2 separate regions of the Homo sapiens genome follow, and region 1 is linked to region 2. Evidence: chromatin loops called from intact Hi-C (ENCODE). Cell type or tissue: CD4-positive, alpha-beta T cell. All regions are shown on one strand. Each heading gives the region's core, and the rest is flanking DNA. Links, peaks and the distances in the headings are about the cores only.

Region 1 (9,383 bases), core at 842-8,841, 1.4 Mb after region 2:
AGTCTGGTAGGCAGGTTGGGCCATCCCATGAACAGCATGCAGAGACTCAGAAACCGTACAGAACATTTACAGAACTAAAGGTTGTTCCATTCCTCTAGAATGAAAGGCAAGCTGGGGTGGAAGGAGATAAGGCTGGGGAAGCAGCCCGGGGCAAGATCGTCAGGGGTCTTATGTGCCTGCCCCCTCTTAAGGGTTGAATGGGTACCCCCTCTTCATTCACATGTTGAAGCCGTAACCCCTAGTACCTCAGAATGTGGTCTTACTTGGAAAGAAAGCGGTTGCAGATGTCATTAGTTAAGATGAGGTCCTTATATGACTGGGGCCCTTATAAAAAAGGGAAATCTAGACCCAGACATGTGCATAGAGAGGACGCCATGTGCAGATGAAGGCAGAGCAGGGTGATGCTACTGTAAGCCATGGATGCCAAGGATTGCCAGCCGCCACCAGGAGCCAGAGGGAGGCGTGGGACAGATTCTCACTCCCAGCCCCCAGAGGGAAGCAACCGTGCCCAACCTTGATCTCAGGTTCCAGCCCCCAGCACTGTGAGACAATACACTTCTCTAGTTTGTGCTAGCCAGTCTGTGGCATTTTGTTATGGTAGTCCTAGCAAACTAATCCACCAGCCTAAGGGGCGTGGGCTTTCTCCTGAGGGACACAGGGAACCAGGAAAGGTGGAAGTCGGGGAGTGGCATGAAAGATTTTGGAACAATCACGGTATGGTGGGGGAGGGGAGACTGCAGAGGGCAGGGAGCTGGGCAAGGTCCAGACATAACAAAGGCTGAACGATGAAGATGAAGAAGGGGGCTGTTTCAACTAATCAGGAATTGGCGATGGGTTGTGAATCAGGACCTACCAAGCCCTGGAGTAAAGGCAGGAATCAAACAAGCTACAGCTGGACGCTGATGATTGTGAAGTTCTGCACGAGGCTACAAAAAGCCTGTTGCCCAAGGCTGGGCTGCTGGGACACGTGGCTCAGCTGAGCTGTGTGGGGAGCACGTGAGGCTGGGTCAGCTATGAGCTCAGCCAAGTGGTCCCCACAAACTCAGGAGCCTACTGGCTGCATCGTGGGGACCTGGGTCCAGAAAAAAAAAAGCAGTAGTGGCCACCTCAACATTCTGCCCTGGGCTTGCAGCGCCCCAGTAATTGCATTCAGTTGTGGATATTACTCTGAGAGGGACCAAAACGCTGGAGAGCTCTGGGAGGAGGCAGTACATCAAGAACTTGGAGAGCACGTCCCCGAAGATTGGCTGTGGGAATGCAGGTGATGGTCCCTGGAGGAGAAACAATCTCTAAACAGTCTCAGCTGGGATGGCACTGCCTGTGCGTGAAACCCACAGCTGGTGGGGAGGCAGGGGCAGGGGACCAGGCCTCAGTGCAGTCTGAGGAAGAATCTTCTTACAGGCAGAGCCATGTGGAGGTGGGGTGGGTTCCCCAGGGAGGTATGAAGCACTTAGAGGAGGGCGAGCTGAGGCTGCATGGCTCATGGCAGAGAGTTATAGAGGGGATTCTCACATCAGCTGAAGGGCTGGACCCAGAAATCCCCTCTAGCCCCCAAATCCTATGTTTCTAAGATCTGAAGATCTCTCAAAAGAGTGGCTGGACACAGTGGCTCATGCCTATAAACCTAGCACTTTCCATGGCTGAGGCAGGAGGATCCACTTGAGGCCAAGACTTTGAGACCAGCCTGGGCAACATAGCAAGACCCCACCTCTACAAAAATAAAAACATTAATTGGGTGAGATGGTGTACACCTATGATCCCAGCTACTCAGGAGGCTGAGGTGGGAGGATCACTTGAGCCCAGGAGTCTGAGGTGGCAGTGAACTATTATGATACCACTGCACTCCAGGAGTGAGACCCTGTCTCCAAAAAAAAAGCAACCATTCGTTTCCCAAAAGCTGTTTGCAGTGTTGCAGTGCCTTACAGCCCTCAGAGCTTTCTCACACCCATCGGTTCCTCGTAAGTCCTGTGAGGCAGACAGAGCTGGAGTTAAGAGTCCATTTTACAGAAGGGAACACTGAAGCCTCCAGTCATGGAGCTGAGGAGTGGCAGAGGCTGGAGCTCAGGCCTCTTGCCTCCCCAGCTGCTCAGCCTGCCCGGCTGCGTCCTCACTGCCCTGCAGGGGACACGGCATGCCAAGGCAGAGTGGCTCCTGGATGAAGCTGGGGTTTTGGGTCCCACAGCCCGAGTTCCCAGCCCAGTACCACCATTTCCTGGCTTGGGTGGCCCCGTGCAATTCCCGAAACCTCTGAGCCTCGCAGCAGCCCTGTGAGGAAGCCTCAGTACTGCTCCTACTTGACAGCTGGCAAAACTAAGGCCCCAAGAGAGTCCCATCACATAACTGGCTGACAGAAGAGTTGGGATTTGAATCTCGAAATAACTCCCTTCCATACAGGACCCTACCCTGGGCTATCGCTCGTGTTCCCATCTCCACCAACATCACCGTCTCGTGAATTCTCACCGTCTGCAAGGCTCAAGCTCTGGGCTACTGTGGCCCCGGGCCTGGACTTGTTTGGGCCCCAGTAGGTGGTAGTCCAGTAGGAAGCCCCAGACCTCTGTCTGGAAGCCTGGCTCTGCCACTTATTAGCGATGCGCCTTTGGACGGCTTTCCTGGGTCTCGGTTTCTTCAGCCATACAACAGAAAAGTCACACCTCCTCCTCCGGCTACCGCGAGGACAGGGAAGACACCACACACAACGCACGCCAGTGGCCACAGGCATGAAATGGGGACGAGTCATTTCTAGTTTGGGTCGGTGGCTGGACTACATGCTCTCTCCTGGGCTCTGACAGGCAGTACCGAGGCTACTGATCTGAGCGTGTCCCCCAATCACGAGTGAAGGAGGGGCACACACCTGAAAGGAACCCCATCCACTCTGCGCACAGTCCCGGGGCGCGAGAGGGAGGCGAGGGGGATCCCCGGCCGTGACACTCTGGGGCCGGGTGGAGACCCGGGCTTACCTTGCGAGGGCTGCAGCTCCTCCACGACGCTCTCGGCCGCCGTCTCCTCGTCCCACGTGCCGGCCTCCAACACTTTGAAGCGGCTGCGCGGCTGGCTGAGCACGTGCGGGGCCTGGAGCGCCGCTTCGCGCTCGGCAGCCAGGTCCAGGTCCTGCTGCGCCAGGTGCGCGCGCAGCTGCCGGATCTCAAACTGCGGAGGGAGACGGGCAAGGCTGAATCAGCGGCGAGGGGCCGGCGGGGGCCTCCAGCCTGACCTCTGGGCGCTTTGCTCCTGCATGGGGGCGGGGTGGGGAGGACTGGGCTGAGCCTCCCGCAGCTGGATGATTCCTTAGGAATCTCCCAGCATCGCGGTTCGCAAGAGCTTCTTACGGTTGCGGAGCCTTTTCCAACCTGTGCGATCCTGCGTCTCAGGTGCCTTGCAGTCTGGCCCCCATCTCACGGATGCCCGGGAGAGGAAACACAACGTGTTTCCTTTGTGGAAAGGCCACTGGACGGGGAGTCAGGAGCCCTGGGTGCAAATTCAGTTCTAGCTCTTCGCCCAGATGTGTGACCCCAAGGGGTGCTCGACAACATGAAAGCCTCTTTCAGAACAGGAAACCTCAGGACACCCAGGGCCCCCGTCCCAGCCTGGGGGACCCCATCCTGGCGTCACTGCCCGCTGGTCTGAACACTGGCTCGTTTTCTCCACGAGGAGGCACCCAGGACCAGACCGATTCAGTCCAAGCCGTGTGGCTTCCTGGCCCTGTGGCCTTGAGCAAGTCCCGTCACCTCTCCAGCCTAAGTTTCCTTTTCTGTAAAATGGGGTTTTCACCTCTTTGAGGACTTGGGTTGCTTCCTCTTAAGGGCTTTCTCCCAGATGGCGTGGCAGCCTATTTGAATTTCCTGCATTGCACTTATCACCTTCTGATATTATTGTGTATTTAATGTTTTGTTGATTTTACTTTTACGAAGGTAAAGCACACTCACAGCTGAAAGCATTCATGAACAATAGGGTGGCCAGGCAGCAACCTGGCCTTGTAAAAGCTGCACACATTTTAATTTTGTTTTACTTTCTGTTGGGGAAAGCTTCTTGGAAAGGCTTCCAGATACCTCTTGGGTTTGTGGGTGAGATGGCTGTTCACGCGCCAAGGCCTTCATGGGACATCTGGGCCAACGAGGAGTTTAGGTCTGACACTGCAGGTCCCGGCCGCGGGCTCGCGGGAAGGAGAGCCTTCACCGCCACCTAGTGTTCCCCGCACGCCTCGCACCGCTTCTAAACGGAGCGAGTCGGGAGGGCGGACAGAGAAATACCACGCCCGGGCGCCCTGCCTAAGAGGTCACCTACTTACCAATGCCGCGCAAATGCACCTCGCCAGCCCTGACCCCTCAAACTGGGGTGTCAGACTCTCATCGCCAATGCCTCCACGACAGTATCACTTTCACAGGAGTTGCAAAATCAATCTGGTCAAAGCAGGACTCCTCACTGTCTCTCCAAACCTGTTCCTCAAGTGTTTTTATCTCATTTTAGCTGGAGCCAAAAATGCAATCACCTTCCTTGCTTCCTCCCTTTCCCCCACCCCAACATCCCATCCATCCCCCAAGTCCAGCAGCTGTCCCGCCTCCCTCCACCTCCACTGCCAGCTCTGGCCCCTACAGCCGTGGCTTCTGTGTCCCTCTGCCATCACTCCAACAGGACTCAGGGGGACTCTCCCACACCCAGGTCAGATCATGACACTCCTGTCCATAAACCTCGATGGTTCGCCACCCCACCTGGGAGACAGCCCGAGCTCCTTAGCTTTGGCTTACAAAGCACGTGCACCATCTGGCCCTGCCCACCTGACCAACTTGTCTCATCCTCTCTCCCGTGACCTGACCCCAAGACGCAATCCTTCTTCTGGTTCTGTAAAGATACCAAGCATGCGCTGGTCTCAGGGCCGCGTTCTCAGCTGCTTCCTCTGTCCCAGATCACACGGTGGCCCCCCTCAGAGGGGCCTTCCCTGACCCACCACCTAGGGCAGCCCCCCAGGCACTCAGTTGCATCAGCCTATCTGAATTCTCTGCATTGAACTTATCACCTTCTGATATTATTGTGTATTTATTTTAATATTTTGTTGATTTTACTTTTATGAACGTAAAACACATACAACTAAAAGCATTCACCAACAACAGGGTGGCCAGGCAGCAACCTGGCACTGGACAGCCTCCCAATGTCAGTGTCTATAGGTTCGGTCTCTGGGACTGCAGGTTTTCAGCTTCCTGCCTGAGGCTATAATTTTGGTTGCCTCTGTGCTGGGAGTAGGGCAGGGGAATAGGGCAGAGGGTCCCACTTTTAGGGGGAAAGATTTTCATTTAATCCTCATTTTCAGCCCTCCACCTTTCCCCAGGTCCCTGCCTAACCCAGTGCCCACATGCAGAGCCCCCTGGTTCATTTTCTCCCAAGGACAAACCCCTTGACTCTTGCAGGGTGGGGGAGCTCAGTCTCCTGGCCATGCAGGATTTGGGAGGGTGTCTTGGGATCTCAAATATTATGCATGCAGACCTTTAGCCACCCCCACCCAGTGTCAGCTTCACACTACACCCCCTTCCTCCCAGACTCTCAGGGGTTCCGAGGGGAAAAGTACCCCATTTCCCTCACTGTCCTCCTCTGTGAGCACTTTAGTGACACATGCCCCACTCTGTTCAATCAGTTGCCACTTTCTTGTCTAGTCTTCATTTCCCCGCAATTCACTAAAACCTCTTTCCTCTTTGTCCTGATGGACAAGACTTAAAGAGGCCTTCCTTCCTTCCCTCCTTCTTTCCTTCCTTCCTTCCTTCCTCCCTCCCTCCCCTCCTTCTTTCTCTGCTCCCTCTTTCTTTTTTTGAGACAAGATTGTCACGATGGACAGAGACCTACCCTTCCTTCCTCCCTTCCTCCCTTCCTTACTTCCCTCCTTCCCTTCCTCCCTCTCTCCTTTCTCTTTCTCTGTCTTTTTCTTTCTTTCTTTTCTGAGACAAGGTTTTACTCTGTCTGCCACACTAAAGTGCAGTGGCATGATCATAGCTCACTGCAGCCTTGTACTCATGGGTTCAAGTGATCCTCCCACCTCAGCCTCCTGAGTAACTGGGACGACAGGCACATGCCCGGCTAATTTTTTTATTCTTATATTTTGTAGGGACAAGATATATTTTGTAGGGTCTTGCCATGTTGCCCAGACTGGTCTCAAACTTCTGGACTCAAGCAATCCTCCACCTTCCTCAGCCTCCCAAAGTGCTAGGATTACAGGTGTGAGCCACTGTACTTGTCCAAGAGATAGTTTCTTAATTCTTATGCATTTATGATTTTGTTCTTTACTATCATTCCATTGGGGTTTGGGGAAGGAAATCAGATAAATATTTGTGATCATGCTTGATATGGTTTGGCTGTGTCCCCACCCAAATCTCATCTCGAATTGTAGTTCCCATAATCCCCATTTGTCGTGGGAGGGACCCAGTGGGAGGTGATTGAATCTTGGGGGTGGTTACTCCCATGCTTTCTCATGATAGTGAGTGAATTCTCACAAGATCTGATGGTTTAGTTTTTGTTTGTTCGTTTGTTTTTCAGACAGAGTCTTGCTCCGTCACCCGGGCTGGAGTAAATGGCATCATCTCGGCTCACTGAAACCTCTGTCTCGTGGGTTCAAGTGATTCTCCTGCCTCAGCCTCCCAAGTAGCTGGGACTACAGGCATGTGCCACCACGCCCAGCTAATTTTTGTATTTTTAGTAGAGACAGGGTTTCACCGTGTTGGCCAGGCTGGTCTCGAACTCCTGACCTCATGATCTGCCTGCCTCAATCTGATGGCTTTATAAGGGGCTTTTCCCCCTTTTGCTTGACACTTCTCCTTGCTGCTGCCATGTGAAGAAGGACGTGTTTGCTTCCCCTTCTGCCATGATTGTGAGTTTCCTGAGGCCTCCCCAGCTATGCAGAACTGTGACTCAATTAAACCTCTTTCCTTTATAAATTACCCAGTCTTGGGTATGTCTTTATTAGCAGCGTGAAAACAAACCACCATTTTTAAAGGATTATCAGTTACCTCTTGTTCAGCCCCTAGTGGTGTTCCAGTGGGGCGGGGTGGGGGGGGAAGGCATACTCCTAGCATGGCTGATTTCAAGCTACCAACAAGACGCCCTGGGGGAAATGTGCACAATGGGTTCTCGTGAGCAAGTGAGAGCTCCAGCACACCCCTGCCACCCTCCACCCCCAGGAGAATATCATCTGCGAACCAACAGGGGTCTTATCTGTTGTGTTGCCTGGTATGCAAGAAGCACTCAATAAACGTTGCTGAATACATGAACAAATCAATGCAGGAAACCAGTTAGCCTGTTCAACTCCCTGGCTTCAGACTGGGCCCTAAATCCAACCACCAATTGAGCTGCACCCCTGTCCCAAAGTTAAGACAAAGACTGAGGCCTCATGCTGGCTATGCAATGAGCCCTGACCCTGATCACACACTGAGCCCGATGCTGGTCACAGACTCAGCCCTAACTTTGGGCTCACACTGGGCTCAGACACTGAACCTCAACAACCCAGCACTTAAAACACTCAAAGGTGGCTGGAGGGCTCACAGAGTGAGAAAGCGAGGCTAGCTCATTATAGGGCAGCCTTTTTGTGCAGGATGACAGGGTGCAAGCCAACCCTCTGGCAGCAAGGTCTCAGAGGCGACTGAAGGCCCATAAGGCAACCCTCCCAAGCTCTGCTGGGGGAGCCCCTCCTGCCCTGCTGATCTGAACCTCCCATGGGCACACCCAGCCCACTTTCTCCAAGGCCACTCATCGAGGCCTGCAGGCCAGCTAATGGCTTCCTGGCTGCTCTGAAGGGATGCATTATTGATGGCTTGTAATTGATATGGAGCTGCCCAAGAATGTCCCGCTGGAATTCAGGCCAAGACAGCCAGAGGTCAGGGCTTGCCCAGCCCCAGGCCCACATGTGCAGACGTAGGCACATACACAGAAGCAAGTTTCAGCTAAAGAGATGAACTCCAAGTGTGTGGCAGTTCTCACATTCATTCATTCATTCAGTAGGAAGTCAAGTAAACCATGGTGGGGCAATGTTAACCTTCTGTTACAGGTTTTGGAATGAAAATGCCTTTCTCAGCTTGCAGGTAAAACCTGGATAGCCCCAACAAGGCGGGCTGTCAGCTGCATTGCAGGGAACAAGTCGCCTCCGAGAGCCAAGCACAGCCCTGGGCTGGTACTTATGGCAGGGGAGGCATAGTGTGTACAAGGGCCAGAGGGCCAGAAGGTAAGGGGCTGGGGAGCTCAGCTGGGGCCCCACCAGGCAGAGCCTGGAGCCACAGTAAGATGTTTTAAAGAACAACAAGAAACCACTGGAATCCTCCAAACAGAAGGGTGGAGTGGTGGGAGTGGTGGTACACAGTGATCCAGATGGGCATTTTGAAAGGACCATGCTGACCGCAGAATGGAGAACAGATTGGATGGGGCCAGAGTGGATATAGGAATGCCAGGTGGGAGGCTACTGCAGCAGTCCATGCCAGAGACAAGTAGGTAGGGACGAAGGTGGAGAGAGAGATAAGAGGAGGGATAAGAGAATTACCTCGGAGGTGCGATATCAGCACATGGCATGGACTGGAATGGCGGTGAGGGAGAGGACAACCTGCTTAGGGGACAGATTTTGGCAAGCTTCACACCCAGAGGGTGTGGGGTGACTGGAAGCTGTCCATCTTGCCCTGAGAAGGAATGACTGACTCCTCAGAGGGGAAGCACACATGGGCAAAATGGCTGTTGGCCCAGTCACAGGCTGGGACAGCCCAGGGGAACTTCAGGAGGTGCTAGCGGGACCCTCAGAGCTGGGCTCCTGGCTCCTCCTATGCTTATCATGGCCACATGTGCCTCCACAGTGTTTCCCAGGGGCCCTAGGACATTGGGGCCTCATGAGTCAGATGGGGAACTGAGGCCCGGAGGTGGGAAGGAGCCTCCTGTGCTGGGAGGGAGGATGGGGGAAAGGCCAGGACCACATGGTGCTTCAGAAGCAAAGCAGGGGCCACAGCCCACGCCCCTGGCTTCTAGCCCCCAAGACCTTGAGCCAGGGAACTTGCAGCCTTATAAGCAAGATGGAAGTGACTCAGCCCAACAGAATCCAGGGCAGCTTGATGGTAGCAGGGGCCAGGAGAACAGAAAGTCACCAGAGGGAAAAGCAGGGGCTGGAGGCTGAGCTCTTGGCCCATCACCCCTCCCTTGCCCTGACTTTGGGTGAGCCTCTTTTCTTCCCCGGGCCTTGGTTTCACTGTGTGTCCAATAAGGCAAATGGACTCACTGAATTCCAAGTCAATGACGAGCTCTGTACCAGCTCCAGGACCCCACCTGGAGGGAATGAAGTGTAAGTGCAGTTAAGGCTTGCTGCTGTCTTGAGGGCCATCCTCTACTCCCTGCCAAAATGCCCCGTTCCCAGAGAACCATCTCTTCAGAGAAGG
Region 2 (9,383 bases), core at 957-8,956:
CTGGGAGGAAGCTCCTGGGGCCAAGCAGGAAGCTGAGCAGGAAGTCCCCAGGCCGCCCGCTCTGCCTCTAGGCCCTCCCATGGCAGCAGCATCTTCCCTCCACCCCTTCTTCTGACCCTGCCCACCCCTCCCACCCTCAGGAAGAAGGTGCCCTCCTTCCTGAGCCCTGCCCCGCCTGGGTCTATGGGTGGAGGGGACTTAAGGGATAAGACCCCTAAGGAGACAAGCCCACCTTGCCCACACTGGCATACCTATCCGTGTACACACCTGGACTCACACTCATCGCAGAGCTCTGGGGTATAGGACGCACTCACGATTAGTCCTGATGTTCAGGGCTAGGCCTGGGGGAATGGTAGTCCCTGCCCTGCTCTTCCACACTGGAGCCCTGCCTGGTTCAAGCGCAAGTGACCAGTAAGCACAGTGCCTCGGCCTGACCTTGAAGACCTCTATCAAGTCTCTCGCCCACACCCACGCCTGGCATAGGCCCCCTCGGCCAGGCAGCCCCCTGGGCCCCCAAGCCTCAGTCACACCTCTGCTCACAACATTGCCTGGCACAGAAAAGCTTCAGGCCTCTCCAGTCCCACCCTTTCTGAGCCTCAAAGATATCTATAAGACAAGGATGAAAATTATGATAATGTTATATATTATCCTCTTGTAAGGATTATGTAATATGTGTAAAGTCCCCAGAGCAGGGCCTGGTACGCAGTAGGCACGCAATAAATGTATTTGTTATGAACACCCATCATCCCCCCCAACAGAGTCCATTTCACTCACATTCCCCCCAACACAGCACACACAGTGTGTGTTAGGACGATCTCTTCACAGACAGTATACCCCCTGAGAGCAGGAATGTGGAGTTTTCTCTCTGTGTCACCAGCGCCCAGCACAGAGTAGACAGCAATTAATTGCCCTCGAACTGTACTGGTCTCCCAGAGCCTGAATACTGGCCTCTCTGAGGTGTTGTGATCTTTACAGTGTCAGCCAAGCATGCATCAATAAGCAAAGTTATAGCAACACCCAACCCTAAGAGAGCACTCACCACATGCCAGGCACTAAGCACTTAATATAAGTGAACTCCCTAGGGGGTAAGTGCTATTATCACCCCCACTTTCAGATGAGGAAACTAAGGCACAGAGAGGTGAAGCAGCTTGCCCATGATCGCACAGCTGGGATGGGCAGAGTCAGGATTTGAATTCCAGGCAGTCTGGAACTCAGAGCTTGGAACTCCTAACCACCACCCTAGAACTCATTAAGGGAACTCTTCTGTCTATGCCCAGTATGTCACAGGATGCAGTGATACAGGGACAGCAGTATACCCAGGACAGTAAATAGCTCCATCTAAAGGCAATTGTGTCCTGAGGACCCAGACAGCTCAGTAGTAACTGATGAGCTTTTGCAAGCATGTGAAGCATCTGATGCCACAGTGATGACCACAAGGACACTGCCGCTGGCTCCTTTAGGGTGGTTTTGAATCTTTTTTTTTTCTTTTCTTTTCTTTTTTTTTTTTTAGACAGAGTCTCACTCTGTTGCCCAGGCTGGAGTTCAGTGGTGCAATCATGGCTCACTGCAACCTCCACCTCCTGGACACGAGCAATCCTCTCACTTCAGCCTCCTGAGTAAGTGGGACTAGAGGCGTGCACCACCATGCCTGGCTAATTTTTGTAGAGACAGGGTTTCACCATGTTGCCCAGGCTGGTCTTGAAATCCTGGGCTCAAGTCATCCACCTTCCTTGCCCTCCCAAAGTGCTGGACTTATAGGCGTGAGCCACTGTGCCCAGTGAGTCTTTTCTCAATGGTGCCACTGAAAGTTCCAGTGTTCACATGTATGCCATGAACCCCCAAAAAGCTGAGGATTCCTGGGCATGCACATTGGAAGTGCTTTCTCTATCTTGCCTTCAGTACTCCAGGCTTGCTTCCTTGGCACTACTAAGCTCCCTCTCCTTCATCCTTACCTCAGGGGAGAAAAGGGGAAATGGAAACAGGAAGGTGTTACCTAAGAGCCTCCAGCTGGGTAGTCCTGTTTCCTTGGACTGTGACAAGGATGAGGGCTCAGACTGTGAGCAGGATCAGGGCTCAGTCTATTAGTGAGGTTGGGATTCAGTTAGAGTCTCTGACCCTCAATCTCCACACTTCTTTCCTTGTTTGACAAGGCAGGGCATGTGGTCTGGCTCACAGATTTCACTGGCCAAATTAGGCATGAATCACCAGGGTCGAATGCAGTGCCTTCTGCTCTCCCACATCGTCCTGGCTGTCTTATCTGTAGCAGTGCTTCTGGGCATGCAGTCGCCGCCTAGCTCCTTGCATGCTGATGACCTCTACCCTGAATGGCAGGGCTACAAGCTGGCTGTAGCAATTTGAGGGAGTCACCTACCTTCCTTCTCCTTCTGAATGTCCCTGTAGGCACCTTGAACTCAACCCAACAGCCTGAACACTCCCTGGAAGCCTGCTTCTCCCTGACGTTGCCAGTTTCAGCCAAAGGCACTCAGAGGTCCAACTTGACAATGGGACATTGCCCTGGAACGTGCCCCTAGGAAATCAATCCCCAAAGCCTCCCCGTCCAGTGGATCACCCCCTGCTCCCCATTTCTTCAGCCACAGGCCTGAATGTTTTTCCGCTGAGACTTAGAACAGCCACCTCAGGGGTTCCTCTGTCTCCACCATCATCCTTTCCTGCCACACTACAGTAACAGTGGCCTTTCTAAAGTGTAAGTCTAACCATGTCACTCCCTGGCTGGACCTACATGCACTCAAGGGAGAGGGCTGAGCTAAGATAGTAATTTGGGATAGATCACTTTCCAACCACGAGAGAGGTGGGCTCACCAGGGGAGGGCGCGTCAAGTGAGAAGAAAGAGAAGAGGGCTTAAGCCAAACCCTGAGATTCTTCAGGGATGGGAGGGGAGCACCCAGTCCCAAGAGGGAGCAGGGAGGAGGAAACCCAGGAGCCAGTGCCACTGCAGGAAGGAGAGAAGCTGTCAGGTAGATCCATGCCCAGACCCCCTGAACAGAGCGCTCACTTTGTTCAGCAACTTAGAGGTTGCTGGTGACCTCAGTAAGAATCGTTTTATCTGGGAGACATAAAAAACAGAGGGCAGAGGCGTGGGGAGGAAGTCAGAGACGGGGGCAGTGAATGTACACAACTCTCAGTAATTGGGACTGGGGCCAAGGTGGGAAGGAAGATCACCTGAGGCCAGGAGTTTGTGATCAGCCTGGGCAACACAGCAAGACCCCATCTCTCCAAAAATTTTTAAAAAATAACCGGGCATGGTGGTGCACATCTGTGGTCCTAGCTACTGGGGAGGCTGAGGTGGGAGGATCACTTAAGCCCAGCAGTTCAAGGCTGCAGTGAGCTGTGATCCTGTCACCGTACTCCAGCCTGGGTAACAGAGGGAGACTCTGTCTCTGGAAAAATTAAAAAAAGAAGTGAGACTGGGACAGATCTGGCCATGGCAGAGGAGAGCCAGGGTCAAGGGAAGGTTTTATTTGGAATAAGAAGGAGCAGACCCACTCAGTCCTATATCCTTGGCCCAAGCCTGTCCTGCTCACTCTCACTACCCTACCCTTCTGGCTCTGGCTCCCAGAGATGCTACTTGCTCTTGAAAATTCTGGCTGGGGGAGGTGGGAGGGAGTGATATAGACAGACTGTCAGATTCAGAGTAGGGAGGCCCAGATACAGGGCATGGTCACCTAGATGTCAGCTGCAGATCCAGGGCAGGGGTGCTGGTATCCTGGGCCCTGCTCCCCCTCTCATTCCCCACCTTCATCGAGCTGGGGCCTTTCTTCATGGAGCTCTAAGAAGGAGAGGAGAGGCAGGAGGGAGCTGGAGGTGGGGTAGAGCACCAGGAGGCTCCGTAGGCATCTGGAGAAGTGAGGAGGGACAGAGAGGAAATATTAACTCAGTCAGGGAGCCGTCAAGGTCCAGAGTTGGGAGTCTGTGATAGTTCAGGTCCTAGGCCTGCCCCCACCTCGTCAAGTGATGCTAGGCTCTGTCCTATCATATCCGAGCCTCCGAGCCCAATCTGTGACCAGACAAGGCTAAACAAGCTGACCCCACTGGCCTTCCTGCCACGTCTTCCTGAGAGGTGAGAAGCAAGGGTCAGTCTGTGCTGCTCTGGATGGGAGTGGAGCTGGGAGCCAGGGCAGGGCAGGGCAGGGGATGACAGGCACCACTGCGCCATGTTCCAGCCCTTCTATCTGTGTGGAGGACACGGCTGTGAAATGTAAGTAAAACCCAAGTCTAATTTCCTCGGTCAGAAGGAGGAGGCACTGCAGCATTTTCAAACCCTAATTAAACCCGCTCGGGCGGTGTAACACCAAAATCAGTTCCAAGATCAATATTGCTATTCATTTAGAAGTGTAACGAGGTTAGAGAGGTGAGCAAAGGAAATAATTAACTCATTTGCAGCCTTTTTAAACAGAAACAGTCGTTTTAATCTCCAGGGTAATTAGCTATGCTCTGTCCATCAATCATGACCTCAGCCATTATTTTAAGTATTTGATTAATCAAGGAGGAAAGGGGTTAAGCCACCCCTCCAAGCCCCCAACATTGGCCCACGTATTGGGGATGACCCCTGGGCAGGCACTAGAAACACTTCTCCGGGCGGGGGGCAGTCTAGGCCAGCATTGAGAGTGGCCAGCAGGGAAGGGCTACAGCACAGAGGGTGTCCCAGGTGAGACACGTGGGCAGGTGGGGAACAGCTCCCTCTCCTGGCTGGTCTCCTGCGAGAGGACAAGCCCTCCCTGGGCATGGAAGTGCTGGGGCCCTGGAGCCCCAGGTCCTGGTCCATGTACCGCGCCTGGCTTGCTGAGTGACCTCAACAAGTCCCTGCTACCATTTCTGTCCGTCCTAGGTGGAGACGGAAGCCCATGGAATTAATCCGGAGCTCACGGGTTCTAAGTGCCCAGGGGCCTCCGGCCACTGGAGGGCAGCAGAGCCCCAGGGACCCCTGAGCCCGTGGGCTGGGCTTGCCAGAAGCGGGCGGCGGCTGCGCGGGAGCTGCTGCCTTGGGAAGCCTGGGTTCTGGCGGATCCGATGGGAAAGTCCGGTCTGGCTGCCATCTCCAAGGCCTCACGGCAGCCGGAGGGGTGGGTAGCCCCGATAAGTGTCCTCATTTGGCAGACGAGAACCAAAGCTTCGGGGAGTGCCAGGACCTCCCCGTCCGGGCCCCCACACCCCAGTTCCTGAGGCTCATTCCTGAAACCTGGAGGGGACGCCCCCGGAGATGAGGAGGGCAGAGCTGCCCGGACTGGCCTCTGTCTTGTTCTGACAGCCCGGGCGTGGCCACCCTTCTCAGCCAAAAGGGGATCCTGGGGGAAGCCAAGGCCCAGACATGGGGCCTCAGATGGGGGAAACTGAGGCCCAGAGAGAGGCAGGGCTGTGCTGATGTTCTCATTAGTATTTGTTAGCAAATGTGGGGCACAGAGTCACTGCCTCAAGGTCCTTATGATGCACTCGGGAAAACCGTGTGCAGATGGTGACCAGGCCGTGGGTGAGAGAGCTCTAGGAGGCAAGCCCGGGGTGGGGAGCCCCGCGGGGCAGTGGGCACAGCCCAGGCAGTCCAGGGAAGCCTCCTGAAGGAGGGGGCCTCTGAGCTGACTCAGAATGAAAGGTGGAGAAGTGTATTCCTGACAGGGAGGAACTGGTGCAGGGCACGAAGGAGTGGGAGTCGGTTGAATGAGTCGTGAATTGGGCATGGCTGGCCCACAGGCCCTGCAGGAGAGCAGGAAGGTGACAGGAGCCTAGGATATGGAGGGGGATCCAGGAGTGTGAGCGGAGGCTCTGGAAGGGATGCGTGAGGGCGGCTAGGGTTCATGTGGCCTGCCCTGCTGAGCCCGTTTCTGTCCACTCTAAACAGCTGTGCTGGGCGTTGGACCTGCCCTATGGTGCTTGATGTCGCTGGACCCGGGACCACCTCTTAGTGCTGTCCTCCTCTCTAGAGCCCAGATGAAAAATGACGAGTCCTTGGGAGGGCAGGGGTTGGGGAGCAAGTGTTCCTAAAGGTTCTGGGAATTCAGGGGTTGGGGAAAAGGAGACAGCCAGGATAGACATAGGCCGAGCCCACATCGACCTTCCTTCCAAGACAGCCCCTCACTGCCCTGTGCCATGCCAGTGCCAGCACCATCATCACTGGAAAGGCCTCTCCTTGCATGCCTTTGGCTTTGGGGAGCTCACCACCTCAAACAGCTCTAATGGGGAGAAATTTTCTTCAGCTGCTGTCTCTTGTCTCTCTACAGTCCCTGGCTCTTTGCCTGGGGTACCCTGAGAGCCCTGCCTCAGAGTCTTCTGGGACATCGCTGGGGTGCCCAAGACTGCAGTAGTCAGTCCCATGGGCAGGCAGGGAGTACTGACTGTCATCATCAGCCAACGAGCAACCAGAAAGGCCAGGGGACTTGGCTGGCTGGCCTAGCTGGCATCGGATTTGGGGGGAGTCTTCCAGCCCCAGGCACTGTCTCGGCAGACTGGGGGAGGGCAGGAAGGATGGGAATATGGAAGCAGAAGAAGGAGGAGAAAAAGAAGGGAAGGAGGAGGAAGGAGGACCAGGATCTGGCCTGGAGCTCGGTTGCCAGGGGCAACAGCATTGCATTCTGAGGAGGAACCAGATGCTGAGGAGGGCGGCAGGAGGAGGGGAGCTGGGGTCCAGGCAGCAGATCCAAGGCTCCTAGGGCTTGGGGGCGGGGGTACCCATTTGGCAAGAACCCCAGGAGTCCCAAGTGTGTGTGGAGCCCTGGTGAGAGCTCCTTAGTGGCTATTCTGACCCCAGGGCTCAGAGGCAGACATGTGGAGTGGGAGGAAGGCGGGGAGGGCTGGGCCAGCCACATTTGTAAGCTCCCCACAGCCGCTCTCCAGGCTACAATTTGTCTAGGACTCCAGAGCGAAAGCAGTTGTGAGGCTGGGACCGGGGCAGGGCTGGGGAGGAATGCTTAATCCAGCCAGCGCTGGGGGCCACACCCGGGCCTGCTGGGGCACTGGCCTGCCCTCCCCTCCTGCTGCCTCAGTCCAGGGGAGGAACAGGAAAAGTGCACACTGAAGGCTGGAGTCCTCTAAGGCCGTGGGCACTCCCCAGCCCCTCTCAGCTTCATTTTCTGTGTCTATAAAATGGCGCAAAAAAACCTTGCTCTTGGACACGTTTATCAGCAGTTGTCTACGTGCAATGTCGGGGGCGGGGGCGCTTGTTAAGACAATAAGAAATAAAGGAGAAAAACGTGATCAAAGGAAGTCACATTCACCTTGCATTTAGCGGGGGATTTGTACCCCTCTTTTCCAGGCCAGCAAACCAAGGCTCAGAGAGAGCTGGGTATTGAAAGTGCTGGGAACTAAGCATACCCTGTAAGACTCCAAAGCCCTCCCCACCTCTTGTTGCTCCCACCAGGACCTCCCTGATGTTGCCCTTGGAGTAACCCCCAGGCCAGAACTAGGTGTCATTTTCAAGCCTCCTCCCCAAATGTCCCCGCAACCCCTCCCTGGTTTCCTAGCATCAACCTCCATTCAACCTCCTCAACCTCCTCTGCCCCTAACCTGACAACAGGGGTAAAACTCACCCCTTGCCCGAGCAATTGAGGCTCCATCCCACCAGCCAGTTAGCTCCCTGTCCCTGCCACACAGCCACAGCCTAGCCAGTTCCCTTTCTGCCTGCAACTACCATTGTTGTGCAAGAAACCACCCCAAAATATAGTGGCACAAAACACTGACCATTTTCTTCTGTTCATGGAGTCTGCGGGTCAGGCATCGGACAGGGCACAGAAGAGGCGGTTTGTATCTGTTTTGTGATATCTGGGGCCTCACACAGCAGGCACCAGTGGCTGATGGGGGCTCGATGTCTGGGGTCTGGAACCATTCAGAGGCTTTTCACTCACGCGTGAACACGTGGTGGATGCTGACTGTGGGCTGGGAGCTAGGCTGGGGCTGTCCCCCAGAACACCTGCATGGACCCATTCATCAGGCCCGGGCTTCCTCATGGCATAGCAGCCTCTGTCCTAGGAGGACATCTTACCTGGTGGCTCAGGGATCCAAGGGTGAGCGTCTCAGCACGTAAGGTAGAAGCTGTGTTGCATTTTATGACACTCTTGGAAGCCCCAGAGTGCCACTTCTGCCATACTCTATTGGTCGAAGCAGTCACAAGCCCACCCACGTGTTTTTGTTTTTTGTTTTTGAGACGGAGTCTCGCTCTGTTGCCCAGGCTGGAGTGCAGTGACTCGATCTTGGCTCACTGCAAGCTCTGCCTCCTGGGTTCACGCCATTCTCCTGCCTCAGCCTCCCGAGTAGCTGGGACTACAGGCGCCCGCCACCACGCCCGGCTAATTTTTCGTATTTTTAGTAGAGACGGGGTTTCACCATGTGTTAGGCAAGATGGTCTCGATCTCCTGACCTCGTGATCCACCCACCTTGGCCTCCCAAAGTGCTGGGGTTACAGGCGTGAGCCACCGCGCCCGGCCCCGCCCATGTTTTAAGAGGGGGAGCACAGGCGTACATCTTCAGGAGATGAGGGGCCAGAAAGGCCAGAAGACCCTGTCTCTAGCACCCCCTACAGTCAATTCACTGTAGAAGGGCCTGCGGGATAGGGGAGATTGTTGGAGCCATCTTCAAAGTGCAAGCTGCCTTGTGGCTCCTCACCATGGCTGTGATGAAAGCCGCCCCCATTCCCTTCCTTTCCCAGCCCTGCCCCTCAGTACCAAGACACTGTCCCCTGCAGGAAACTTGCCTGGATTGAAAGCTATAGCTCCCACACCTCAGGGGACGGAATCACAACCACAGCCATGACGCGTCCAGGGAACATCTGGCCTCCCTCACTCTTCTCCAGAAATCTGGCCTACCCAGCTCCTTCTGCTCTCTTGGCCACTGACTCATCTGTGCTTCCCAGGGCTCCAGTACTGTCTTACGGAGGACTCTCCTGAGACCTCAGCCCCTTGCAGGACCTGCACCCCTATCTATTCACTGATGATCACCCAGTCAGTGGTTTCAGCCTAAACTTTTCCTAAAGGATCAGGTGCCCTCACCTACCTGCCAGGTGCAGAGGTCTCCCTCTTCCCTTGCACTCAGCACAGCCTGAGCCCAAAGGGCAGCCCCAGCCACCCTGGCACTGAAGCCAGAAGCCCCTCTCTCTAGTGCCCCCTACACAGGCACTTCATCTCCAGGCCCTCCCAGCTAAACTCCCAGGTCAGGTCCCTCCTCTCACCTGGCTCTCACCTGGCTCTCACCTGGCTGCTGGCAATTGCCCCTTCCCTGCGGAGTCCCTTCTCCAAGCAAGCTTTTCTAACATGAAACCCGACCTTGACCTTGCCACTCCCAGCTGAAACCCTTCCAAAGGCTCCCCAAATGTTCAGGACAAAATCCCAGCTCCTTGCCAACACAAGCAGAGCCTTTAACTGCCATTTGAATTCTTCCACTCT

Evidence for each region. A loop is a pair of places that touch in the nucleus more often than their neighbours do. Peaks named below come from ENCODE experiments on the same cell type or tissue, not always from the same donor. Only the 100,000 strongest peaks of a DNase experiment are listed, where the experiment ranks them.
Region 1: a loop joins it to region 2, with 5 times the contacts of the local background. A loop is called at or near these places in 4 of 110 quality-filtered maps.

What each region holds. Positions count from the first base shown.
Region 1 is chr15:76,185,732-76,195,114 of GRCh38, reverse strand. TMEM266 (transmembrane protein 266) reads right to left here. Exons shown (of 11, transcript NM_152335.5): 9 at 2,958-3,147. Among named protein-coding and RNA genes, the nearest start is that of ETFA, 120 kb to the left of the region's middle. RefSeq lists an enhancer at 4,014-4,083 and a silencer at 4,865-5,018. In CD4-positive, alpha-beta T cell, for the core only: CTCF peaks have their summits at 3,969 and 4,174 (motif pointing left); a DNase peak (open chromatin) is centred at 4,164; H3K4me3 peaks cover 506 bases; H3K27me3 peaks cover 2,799 bases.
Region 2 is chr15:77,539,052-77,548,434 of GRCh38, reverse strand. No RefSeq gene overlaps it. Among named protein-coding and RNA genes, the nearest start is that of LINGO1, 89 kb to the left of the region's middle. RefSeq lists a silencer at 4,535-4,749 and an enhancer at 6,253-6,932. In CD4-positive, alpha-beta T cell, for the core only: CTCF peaks have their summits at 4,671 (motif pointing left) and 4,873 (motif pointing right); a DNase peak (open chromatin) is centred at 4,924; H3K4me3 peaks cover 1,056 bases.